2 separate regions of the Mus musculus genome follow, and region 1 is linked to region 2. Evidence: chromatin contacts called from ENCODE POLR2A ChIA-PET data. All regions are on one chromosome and are shown on one strand. The core of a region is the stretch at or near the end of the contact, and the rest is flanking DNA. Distances in the headings are between cores, read along the strand shown. Region 1 holds the start of Jpt1 (Jupiter microtubule associated homolog 1). Region 2 holds the start of Slc25a19 (solute carrier family 25 (mitochondrial thiamine pyrophosphate carrier), member 19).

Region 1 (6,084 bases), core at 1,730-4,229, 110 kb after region 2:
TTGTTGAGTTTTATGGAAATACTGAGGGTACCCAGGACGGGAGACGTCTACTTTTAGGGGTTAGGTTTGTCATGAGAAAAGGTCGCCCTTCAGCTGCCTACATGCTTTCACCTAAGGCTTTGCCTATGAAGATCTTTAGACCATCCTCCAAGTCCTCCAAGTGTTGCCTGCATTTGTTGCAGGGATAAATTTACCCAGACAGGTGGAAGAGTCATGACTTAAGAGTTGGAAACAGCTGCCAAGTCCCTGGCAGCTCCGATAGTTTTAGAGATGAGGCCATCCCCTTACCAGGCATTAGCCAGCTTTAAAACAGCCTCTGAGGGCAAACCATCGTTTGGGCTTGCTCATGTGCCAACCATTGGCACTTAAAGAGTAAGATCAAAGTGGTTTCTTGTTTGTCTGTTTTATTATTTATTTATTTATATAAGTTTTTTTTTTTGAGACAGACTAGGCTGGTCTTGAACTGAGATTCTCCTACTTCTGTCTTCAGAGTGCTGGGATTAAAGGTGGGCTCTACCACTGGCTGAAAGATTAATATTAAAGAGATTCCAGTCTTTCCCAGAAATGTTGGCACGGGCCTTTACTGGGAGGCAGAGGCAGACAGATCTCTATGAGCTTAAAGGAAGCCTGGTCAACAAAGGGGATTCCAGGGCTGGTGAGATGGCTCAGTGGGTAAGAGCACCCGACTGCTCTTCCAAAGGTCTGGAGTTCAAATCCCAGCAACCACATGGTGGCTCACAACCATCCGTAATGAGATCTGATGTCTTCTTCTGGTGTGTCTGAAGACAGCTACAGTGTACTTACAAATAAATAAATCTTAAAAAAAAAAATTTTAAAAAACAAAGGGAATTCCAGGACAGCAGGGCTACGTAGATAACACAGAGAACAAAACAAAACCCCTGGAATTTCAGCACTTTTTCTGTTACGGACTCTTTAAGATTGCTTCATTAGGTTTCCCAGTCCAGCCTGGTCTTCAGAGTGAGTTCCAGGACAGCCAGGGCTACACAGAGAAACCCTGTCTCAAAAAAAAAAAAAAAAAAAAAAAGATTGTCCTAAACTGGACAGTGGTGGCGCACGCCTTTAATCCCAGCACTCTGGAGGCAGAGGCAGGTGGATTTTTGAGTTCAAAGCCAGCCTGGTCTACAGAGTGAGTTCCAGGACAGCCAGGGCTACACAGAGAAACCAAAAAAAGAAAAAAAAGAAAAAAGAAAGAAAGAAAAGAAAGAAGGAAAGAAAGATTGTCCTAGTGGTGAAAGGTCTCATTCATCTCCACCCAGAAGCATGGAAAGCTGAAGGCTTATTTGGGGCGTGGAGAAAACATTGTTATTTCCTACACGTTGGTCAGGTTAAAGAGCGGATTTACGGTTTTTGTTAGCCATCTACCCTGCATAGTGGCACTGCCCTATATTGCCAGGAGTAGGGAGGAGTGCTGGTGTAACCAAACATTGGGACGGTACTAAAGCATCGGCAGCGGGATGTGGGGTGATGGTGTAGCACAGGCTAATCCAGTTAGCGCAGGCTAATCCAGGAATTCTTTTCATTTGTTTCTGTTTTTTTTTTTTTTCCTAGACGGGGGGGTAGGGGTGAGGGTGGGTGGGGTGGGTGGGTGGGGGGGTGGGGGTGGGGTGGGGGGGGAGTTCTCTGTGTAACATCTTTGGCTGTCCTAGACTCTTCTGCCTCCTTAGTGCTGGGTTCAAAGGTGTAGACCACTGTGTGCCCCCCGCCCTTTTTGAGGCTAAGAAATCTTGCTTCTGCCTCCAGGGTGCTGGGATTAGGGGTGTGCAGCACCCCCACCTCGGACCTTAAAAAAAAAAAATTCCCTCTCCAACACGGTTTCTCTGTGTAACTCTGGCTAGCCTAGAACTCGGAGATCCACCTGCCTCTGACTCCTGAGTTGGTGCTGGGACTAAAGGATTAAAGGCATGTGCTACATCGCCTGGCAAAAGATTTACGTTGTGTACATGTGTGTGCCTGCATGTAACTGCCCAGGTCAGGGAACTGGAGCTACAGTTTGGAGCTGCCCTGTGAGTGCTGGCAACTGAACCTAGGTCCTCTGCAGTACTAGCATATGGCCTTAACACGACATCCCTTCTCTCTTTCCTGCTTTCCTTCTCTGCCTCCCCCTCATTTCTTTTTGACAGGGTCTCACTGTTTAGACCAGACTGGCTTGAAACTCAAAGTGATCCTCCTGCCTCAGTCTCCCAAGTTAAGGCATTGCAGGGAAGTGCCGACACATCCTGCTGAGGTAGCTTTCTATTTAGGTAGCTAGGTAGTGTGTATGTGTGTGTGTGTGTGTGTCTCAGTGCGTGGGTGCGTGGAGGTCAGAGGTTCAAGAGTTGGGTATCCGAAATAATCAAACTCAGAGCTGAAATCAACCAAGTAGAAACAAAAAGAACTATACAAAGAATCAACAAAACCAGGAACTGGTTCTTTGAGAAAATCAACAAGATAGATAAACCCCTGGCCAGACTAACTATAAGGGACAGAGACAGTATCCAAATTAATAAAATCAGAAATGAAGACATAATAACGAAGTATATCTTAAAATAATTATTCTGCTTGTTGAGTATTAACAGTTGAAAATATTAAAATCATGTTCTACAAAAAAAAAAAGAGAGTTGGGTCTCTTACACGTTGTGGGTCCTGGAGATTGAACACGGGTTGTCATGCTGGGTGGCAAGGGCTTTTCCTTATGAGCCACCTCGACAGCCCCTCAAGTAACTTTTTAAAGTGACCGTGAACACTTGAGCACCACCAGATTGTCGAGGGCGTGGAGGAGGGGAGACCACAGCGGCCTTTCTCTGTACAGGAAGGGGGCGGGGCTTAGGCCGAGCCGTCTCCCGCGCAGCCCGTCCTGACGCCGATCTATGATTAGCACTGTAGCTAACCAATAGAAATGAAGAGATCTTTTTAAATTGCCCAATGGCGGCATGTGGAGGGTGGGCCCTATTGGCTCTATAAAATGGGAGTCCGGCGAGCCCCGCGGCGGTAGAAGCTCGTGGAGCCCTGGTGGTTTAGCTTTTGGAGTCGTCTGCGCCTGTTGGTCCCAGTCCCCCTTGGCGTTTTCAGGGCCAGCCTACCTCGCCCCTTGGCGCCATGACCACTACCACTACCTTTAAGGGTGTGGACCCTAACAGCAGGAACAGCTCCCGGTAAGGCGACAGGGTAGGGCTCGAGCCCTCCAGGGCTTGTGGGGACCGCGGGGCGTTGGTGGTAACGGGCCGGGAGCACCGCGCTCGCGCCCGGGGGAGGGTGGCAGAGTAAGGAGTGGGCGCCGCTTTGTGCGGCAGGACTGCCTCGGCTTGTGGCCCCGCCCCAGTCGTCCCTTCTATTCATTTCTCCCCGGTAACGACAGCTGAGGGGGACTGTGGGTGGCGGCCCTTTGCCGTACGGCAGGTTGGAGTCGGTGAGAGTGTGCGGGAGGATCTTCTTTCAGCCACCCGCGGCGACACTGGTCGGGTCCAGGATGGTGGGCTTGGTCTCCCAGGAGCCCAAGGAGCCTGCAGGGCCCTGGGCCCATTGTCCCACATGAGGGCCATGCGCTCCCGCTTCTGGCTCGGGCGTGTGCTGGCCCCGGCCTTGGGCGCTGCGAGCAAATCTGAGCACTGATCCGGCTGGTCTGCAGGCTCTTTTCCTCGTGGTGGCCCGCCGGGGTGTCCGTGTCTGCGCAGCAGGTGCACCTCTGGTAGGGCGGGGCTGGTCATCCCCTCCCTCCACTTCCAGCCCTGGACAGGAGCTCTCTTATCAAAGTGCCTCCCTGCGCCTAACAAAGGAGAGATCGGGTCTCCTCCCCCTCCCCACGCCCACCTCCGAATGCGCGGGGCCGTGAGCCTGCTCAAATGGGTTTTCTGCGCTCAGGTCCTCGGACCTCTGCCCTTCCATGTCGCCTTCTTTACTTCTCCCATTGACTTTGGCCGAATGAGTTCACCCCAGAGCAGGCTTCTCTTGGAGGAGGAGGTTGTCTGTGCTTGGGCGGGGCTAGGGAGCCATCCATTGTCTCTCCAGTAGTATGTAGTATCCCTTCCTGGAAGCTGGGATCTTGCTTGTCCCCAGTACACTGCATTTTGGGAGGAGCTCTGTGACTGGACTGGGACCCGTTTCCTACCCCTCACTTAACTTGGTGAAGATATTTTGTTCAGCGGAGGGAGTCCATCTACATCGTCTCAGCTAGTGGCACACAGTCCCTTAAGTTGGCTTTCAGGCATCTCTTTGATCTTCCCAAAGGCTTGGTTCCATGTTCTCTGGCCATGTATTTTCCATTGATGATGACCCACAGTTGAGTGTGACCAAGCCTTGGGGTCCCGACCAAGTGGCACAAAAGGGAGCCATTTTGTGGGGCTAAGAAGGCAGCGTGGAACAGCAGTGTCTCTCACAGGGGCTTGACAACTTGCTGACAAAAAGCAGCCTCCTTGAGTAGTCTTATGAGGAAGCTGGGGCAGCTACAGACTGCTTTCAGTTTCAGGAAGTAGTAAAAGAATTGGTGTGATGGAAGGGAACTGAAGGGGTCAGCGCTTACAGGGCGGGGCAGAACTGGAGATTAGACCTAGGAGACTGGGTCACTCCCTCTTGTTGTCATCCTTCAAATGAGGTAATTTGTTACAAAGGACACAGGGACAGATTGAGCCCTGGGTTTTTGTTTTGTGTGATGAGGCCAACTTTTCCTGGTCTGACACTGGTTCCTGGCAAGACAATGTGTAATCTGGGTTTTATTTTTTGGGACTCAAAGCTCAGCTCCAGGCTTTGTAGAGCATTTCAGAGCCCAGGGCCTTTCATGCGTGCTTGACATGAGACAAATACAACGTGTTTGCAGCCTCCTTTGCCACTGCTTGCCCTCCAGTGTTGGTGCTAAGGTTCTCCCCGACTCCTGAAATCTGACCAATTCTCTTCACCCCCTTTCTTCAGTAATATGCTTGCTCTGCAGCCTCAGTGGTGAATGCTGTGCTGGGGTGATGGGAGTCGGGATGGAAGAAAGGAGTTAATTTTTAAATTGCTGTCTGTGCTATGACATTTTTGGGTCTTAACTCAGCAACCTTGAAGCAGTTACTATCTATGTGGTTCAAAAAGAAAGAGTCCAAAGCACAGCTGAAGTACTTTGTCTTGCAAGCAAATCCTTTGTTTGGGAACCGCTCTCTGTTTCAGATGGTCTCTATAACGCTGACGTCATTGGGGAGGTAGTACCTGCTATCATAGTACCAGTAAAAGTTGGACTAGGCAGGTTTGGCAGATTTGTAAGCTAGCTGGGTGCTAGTGCTCCCCACCCTTGTTTTTTCTTGGCCAAGTCCACTAGGGTTCTGAAGAATTCCATGGGCTTTTAATTCCACTTAGCCATGAAAGCCTCCCTCTCTGGGGATTGAGGGAGGACAAAGAGGCACGTTGGAGTTGATTCTAATATTTCAAGTGTTTTCAGTCATTTAAGGTAAAAATTCAAAACAGTTCTACCCAGTAAGAAAGAACCTGTAGAGCTGGAGATGTGGTGGTTTGTCCGTAGCCTGGGCAAGACGCTGGGTTCTGCCCCCAGCAGCTCCCCACTTCCCTTCCCCCCTAAAAAATCACCCCAGAATTTATCTATACCTTTAGTAGTAATTTAAACAACTTAATTACCTGGGAACCTGGTTGGGGGGTGTGAGCCTGTTATACCGGCACTAGGGAGGCAGGAGTGGGAGGGTGGCAAGTATATACCATAACACATTTATCTTGATTTATATAATGAATAGAGCTGGTTTTGTCTGTGTGTGTGTATGGGATCTCAGCCATGTGGCTTTTCACTGGCCTGGATTAGCCAGCCTAGGTTAGCCTCCAACTTGTGCCCTTCTTGAGTCTCCTGAGTGCCGAGATTAAAAGGCACCCATGGACATAGTTTTAGATGTTTAATGGTTGTTTGTTTGTTTGTTTGGAGACAGCATCTCACTGTGTGGCCTCAGCTGCTGGCCTAGTGTGTAGAACAGGCTGGCCTCAGTCTCACTGAGATCTACTTGCCTCTGCCTCTGGTGTAGTGGGATTTAAGGCGTGGTCCTCATAGCCAGCAGACAAGCACATGTGTTTATCTTCAGGGACAGACACATGGAGTTACTTTAAGGTTTTCTT
Region 2 (5,279 bases), core at 399-2,898:
AGGCTACACAAGAACCGATCTTTAAGATTGTAGTTTCCGACACTTGAAGGCTAGCTTTGGAGATGACTCAGTAGGTAAAGGTGCTTCTTATCAAGATTGAAAACTAAATTCAACCCCTTGGATCCTGTGGAAGGAGAGGACTGATTCTTGCAAGCTGTCCTCTCGCCTCTCCTTGTGTACCCCCCCCCCCCCACTATTAACCTTTAAAAACTTCTGTCATTTCTGCTACTTGGAAAACAAAATGAGAAAAGCTATCCAGAGATTTGTTACTGCCCAGCCAGCTGTTTCTTGAGGTGTTCTTAAAAAATACAAAAAGGAAGCCGGGCGTGGTGGCGCACGCCTTTAATCCCAGCACTCGGGAGGCAGAGGCAGGTGGATTTCTGAGTTCGAGGCCAGCCTGGTCAGAACTCAGAGTGAGTTCCAGGACAGCCAGGGCTGCACAGAGAAACCCTGTCTCGAAAAACCAAAAAAAAAAAATACAAAAAGGGGCTGGAGAGATGGCTCAACAAAAAGATGACGGCTTTTCCAAAGGTTCTGAGTTCAATTCCCACAACCACATGATAGTTCACAACCATCTGTAATGGGATCCGATGCCCTCTTCTGGTGTGTCTGAAGACAACTACAGTGCATTTATGTACATAAAATAAATAAATCTTTAAAAAAGATTAACTCTTTTTTTTTTTTTGGTTTTTTGAGACAGGGTTATATATATATATATGGTTATATATATATATGTATAGCCCTGGCTGTCCTGAAACTTACTTTGTAGATCAGGCTGGCCGCGAACTCAGAAATCCTCCTGCCTCTGCCTCCTGAGTGCTGGGATTAAAGGCGTGCGCCACCACGCCTGGCTAAGATTAACTCTTAAACTGTAACAAATAAACCACTGATTTAAAAACATGTAAGTAATGATACATTAAGAAGTTGCAGCAAATTACTTAGATCTCAGTTCAGATAAACTTTTTGTTTTAGAGGTCAGGGTCTCACGTAGCTTAGGCTGGCCTTGAACTCTGGGTTGATGTTGAACTACCGATCGTCCTTCCGGTGCTAAATTTCCTCCGGGGGTGTGTGTGTGTGTGTGTGTGTGTGTGTGTAGTTTCCTCCGGGTGTGTGTGTGTGTTTGTGTGTACAACTCCCTTAAAGGTTCTTATTCCTCCGTGTGTGTGTGTGTGTGTGTAGTTTCCTCCGGGTGTGTTTGTGTGTGTGTGTGTACAACTCCCTTAAAGGTTCTTATCCCAAAGAACCCATCTAACCCCGACCCGTGTGTGTGTGTGTGTGTGTGTGTGTGTGTGTGTGTGTGTGTGTGTGTGTGTACAACTCCCTTAAAGGTTCTTATCCCAAAGAACCCATCTAACCCCGACCCAACTCCAGTCCTTCAGGCTAATAATACCAGGCTTCCCGCCATCTTTTCCAAAGTTATATGACTTCTAAGACTACATTGATTTGGAAAATAAAAAATAAAAACTGGGTCAAGTTCAGCGAGCTCTAATATTCCATAGCCGCGCAGACTTCAGAGGATCGCGCCAATGAGAGGCCCTCTAGAAGGTCGTAAAAGCCAACTTCGCCATCCGCTCTTTTACGGCGTCGGAAATGCGCACGCAAGGCGCTGTGGTACTACACCTCCCAGGAGTCTCTGCAGCTTCTCAAGGGGGTGGGGCTTGGAAGCGGAAGACTACAGTACCTAGCGGTATCTGGACAGTGACATTGGGATGGGACCTTCGACGTACAACGATTCGTCCAGCGGCGGCCAAAAGCTGCACGGTGATTGGCCTAGCAGCCTGTCAGTTACTGGCAAGTGCTGTTAAGTTTTGCTGTTGGGCTACACTGAGAGGGAGGGAGAACTGAGCTTGAGGAGCCCGGACGGGCCTGAAGTGTCAGGTGAGTGGACCTCTGGCTTTGCTTTCTTCCCGGTACTCTCGGGGGCCGGTACCCCCACTCCGTGTGTCAGAACAGAGAAGGGCAGGTATCCACGTGGGGCGGGGACGGATGCTCACGAGGCACACCTGACCCCAGGAGCATCTTCAGAGACACGGAAGGCGAATCCCTCCCACCACCACTCACCATCGTAGGCGTTTGCACATGGGGTGTCCACTGCCCCGGACTCACGGAGACGCCCTCTCCACCCCACCCCATCCCCGGAAAGCCTGGACAGTGCACTCACGCGAGGCTGTCTGCAGAGCGCCTCAGCAGATCACATGGGCTCTCGGTTAGTCACCGAAGGACACCTGTCCACCCGACAGTGGAGTCTGAGGTAGAAAAGCTGCAGGGTGAAGAAACTCGCTTGCACCCCCATCACTGCCACTCAGGTCAGCAGCCGCCCTGTCTCAATCCTGCATTTATATTTATTTATATTATAAATCATTTTTTATCTGTTTAGATAGCAAGACTGTTAATGCACGAAGATTTTTGAATAAACAGGAGATTAATATTTCCCTTTATTTATTTTTGTTATTGGTTTGCGACCGTATAATCCTGGCTAGGCTCGAACTTGTTATGTTCTTAAGGGTGACCTTGAACTCTTGGTCCTCATGCCTCCCACCTCCCAAGTGCTGGAATTACAGACTACACTGCTGTGTTGGTTTTTGGAGACTGAACCCAGGGTACGTTAACAAATGTGATACTTTCCTCGCCTGGGTTGTAAAAATGTTTGTGTTTTTTAGTTTTCTTGAAGGCAAACACTTTTAAAGCTTTTTAGGTGTGTGTGACTTACTGGTTTTTATCACTTAACTTGATGAGCAGTTTGAGCCAGGCAGTCAGACGCCATCTCCTACTTCCCACAAGGGAAACCTGAGTTGGTATTTTATTTCATTTAAATGTCTTTTTACTTTTATTTTGCTGTAAATGAGTGTTTTCCCCGCATGCATGCCTGGGGCAGGAGAAAGAGTTTCGGATCCCCAGAGACTGGAATGACTGCTGTGAGCCTTCTTATGGGTACTAGGTCCTCAGTAAGAGCAGCAGCCAGAGCCTGCGGGTGGGGGCACATGCCTAGAATCCTAGCACTGAGGTAACAACCCAGAGTGGGGGGGTCCTCTAAGTTCAAGGCCAGTCTGGTCTACAGAGTGAGTTCCAGGATAGCCAGAGCTACACAGAGAAACCCTGTCTCGAAAACAAAAAACCCAAAAATCAACAATAAAAAAAGGGGAGTAACCAGTTCCCTTAACACAGGTCTTCCAGCTTGACAGCTGGTCCCCTCACCTGCTAAACCATCCCTGTGCATATAGGCTTTTATTTATTTATTTATTTATTTATTATTTATTTTTGTAACAATGGGTTTATAAACTCAGGATTTTGTGCATAAAAGGCAGGGACTCTACCGTGACTCCTTTTAGTGCTGGGGAGCAGGACCCATGGTCTTGTACATGTTTGGCTAGCATTTTGCCTTTTGTCTGAATTTCTGAATTTCTTGAGGTCTTATATAGCCCAGGCTGGCTCCCAGTCCTCTTGCCCTTGCCTCCAGGGTTCTAGGTTACAGGTGTGAGTCACAGATTTCCTTCTAGCCTTTAAGACTGAGTTGAGCTGTGTAGTCCAGGCTGGCCCTCACACTGTGGTCCTTCCACCTCAGTCTCCCTAGGAGTCAAAACCCAGTCTTCTGGACCCGTATCCAGCAATGCAGAAGTGCTCATTTCTAGAAATCCGGACACAACAGCCTCTCCCACCTTGTGTTTGGCTTGAACGGTGCAGTTTCCGTCTGGGTTTGCAGGCAGACTTGCTAGCTTCTCGGTGTCTGTGGACAACGAGCCAGGAGGCCTGCATCTTTGCTATCTCTTCTTCCCCTCTTAGACTGAGGGAAACTTGAGACCATGAAGGACTGGGCAGCCCAGTCACCCTTAAGAAGACGGTTCAGTGACTTAGTCCTCTGCCCTGGTTTAACCTGACTGAGTTTCCCAGGGGAACCTACTGGAACGGTTCCAGGGTGAATGAGAGAAGGCAAGGCGGGGAACCAGTGTCCTGACCTCCTGGTCACTGTGCTTGCTTCAGCTGCGGGCTAATTTGACGGCCTTTTCAAAGGCTTCTCTTCTTAGGTGTTTTGTTTGTTTCTTTTGTTTTGGGGGTGTCTTAGTTAAAGTTCTTTTGCTGTGATCTTTTTGTTTTGCTTTTCAAGTCATGATTTCTCCATGTAGCCCTGGTTGTCCTAGAAGTCAGATCCACCTTCCTCTGCCTCGCCAGTGTGTGTGTGTGTGTGTGTGTGTGTAGGGGGTGGTGATTAAAGGTGAGTGCTGGGCCTCACAGCAACATTATAAAGGAAAACATTTAATTGGGGGTGGCTTACAGTTCAGAGGTTTCATCCACTGTCACCATACTGGGAAGCATGGTGGCGTGTAGGCAGACATGGTGCTGGAGAAGTAGCCGAGAGTTCTACATCTGGATGAGCAGGCAGCAGGAAAAGAGATAGACAGACAGACAGAAAGACAGACACTGGGTTTAGCTTGAGCTTCTGAAACTTCAAAGCACACCCCAAGTGACACACTTTCTCCAACAAGGCCACACTCACTCCAGCAGGGGCGCACACCTCCCAATAGTGGGCCTATGGGTGCCATTTTCATTCAAAACACCACAGGAGGGGGTTTCTACTACACTAGCTGTTGCTGGCCTGGAGTCTCAAGTGCTGGGTGGGATTACAGTCGAAGGAAGCATGAAGAAGACACTTGGGAGTGACTTTGGATAGTGGTAACTTGACTAGAATTATATTTTTAATTTAATAAAATTTAGATTCATATATTTCATGCATATGAGTGTTTTGCTCACATTCATGTATGTATGCACATCATCTGCATGACTGGTGCCTGTGGAGATCAGAAGAGGGTCTGGGATGACCCAGGATTGGAGTTACAGATAGTTGTGGGCTGCAGTGTGGGTGCTGGGAATCAAACCAGGTCCTCTGCAAGAGTAACAAGTGTTCGTAATCTCTAGGCCCTTTCTCCAGCCCTAAGTCTATTTTTAATTATTTGTGTGTGTGTGTGTGTGTGTGTGTGTGTATGTGTGTATGGGTGGGTGAGTGTTGTAGGTGTGTCAGTCCCTGCATCCACATATATGCAGGAACACTCAGAGGCCAGAAGAGAGCACTGGATCTCTTAGAGCTAGAGTTAAAGGTGTTTGAACTACGTGGACCCTGGGATCTGAATTCCAGTGTCCACGATTAAGCAACAAGTGTTCTTCACCCTGCTATATGATTGGTCTTTTCTGTTACTGGATGAGGAAGGTTCAACATTTAAATAAAAACTATGTTTCCATAGGCTTGCATGGGGCGGGGGGATGGGTTGGAGGGGAGGAGGTTGGGT

What was found. ChIA-PET counts read pairs that join two places held with the same protein, here RNA polymerase II (POLR2A).
Region 1: POLR2A ChIA-PET joins it to region 2 with 13 read pairs in Patski. The contact joins the promoter of Jpt1 here to the promoter of Slc25a19 in region 2. POLR2A ChIA-PET finds 5 or more read pairs at or near these places in 3 of 5 experiments (Patski and embryonic stem cell).

The regions. Positions count from the first base shown.
Region 1 is chr11:115,511,288-115,517,371 of GRCm38, reverse strand. It overlaps Jpt1 (Jupiter microtubule associated homolog 1), which reads left to right and starts at 2,979. Exons shown (of 5, transcript NM_008258.2): 1 at 2,979-3,152. The coding sequence starts at 3,097.
Region 2 is chr11:115,624,664-115,629,942 of GRCm38, reverse strand. Slc25a19 (solute carrier family 25 (mitochondrial thiamine pyrophosphate carrier), member 19) reads left to right here and starts at 1,648. Exons shown (of 7, transcript NM_026071.3): 1 at 1,648-1,878.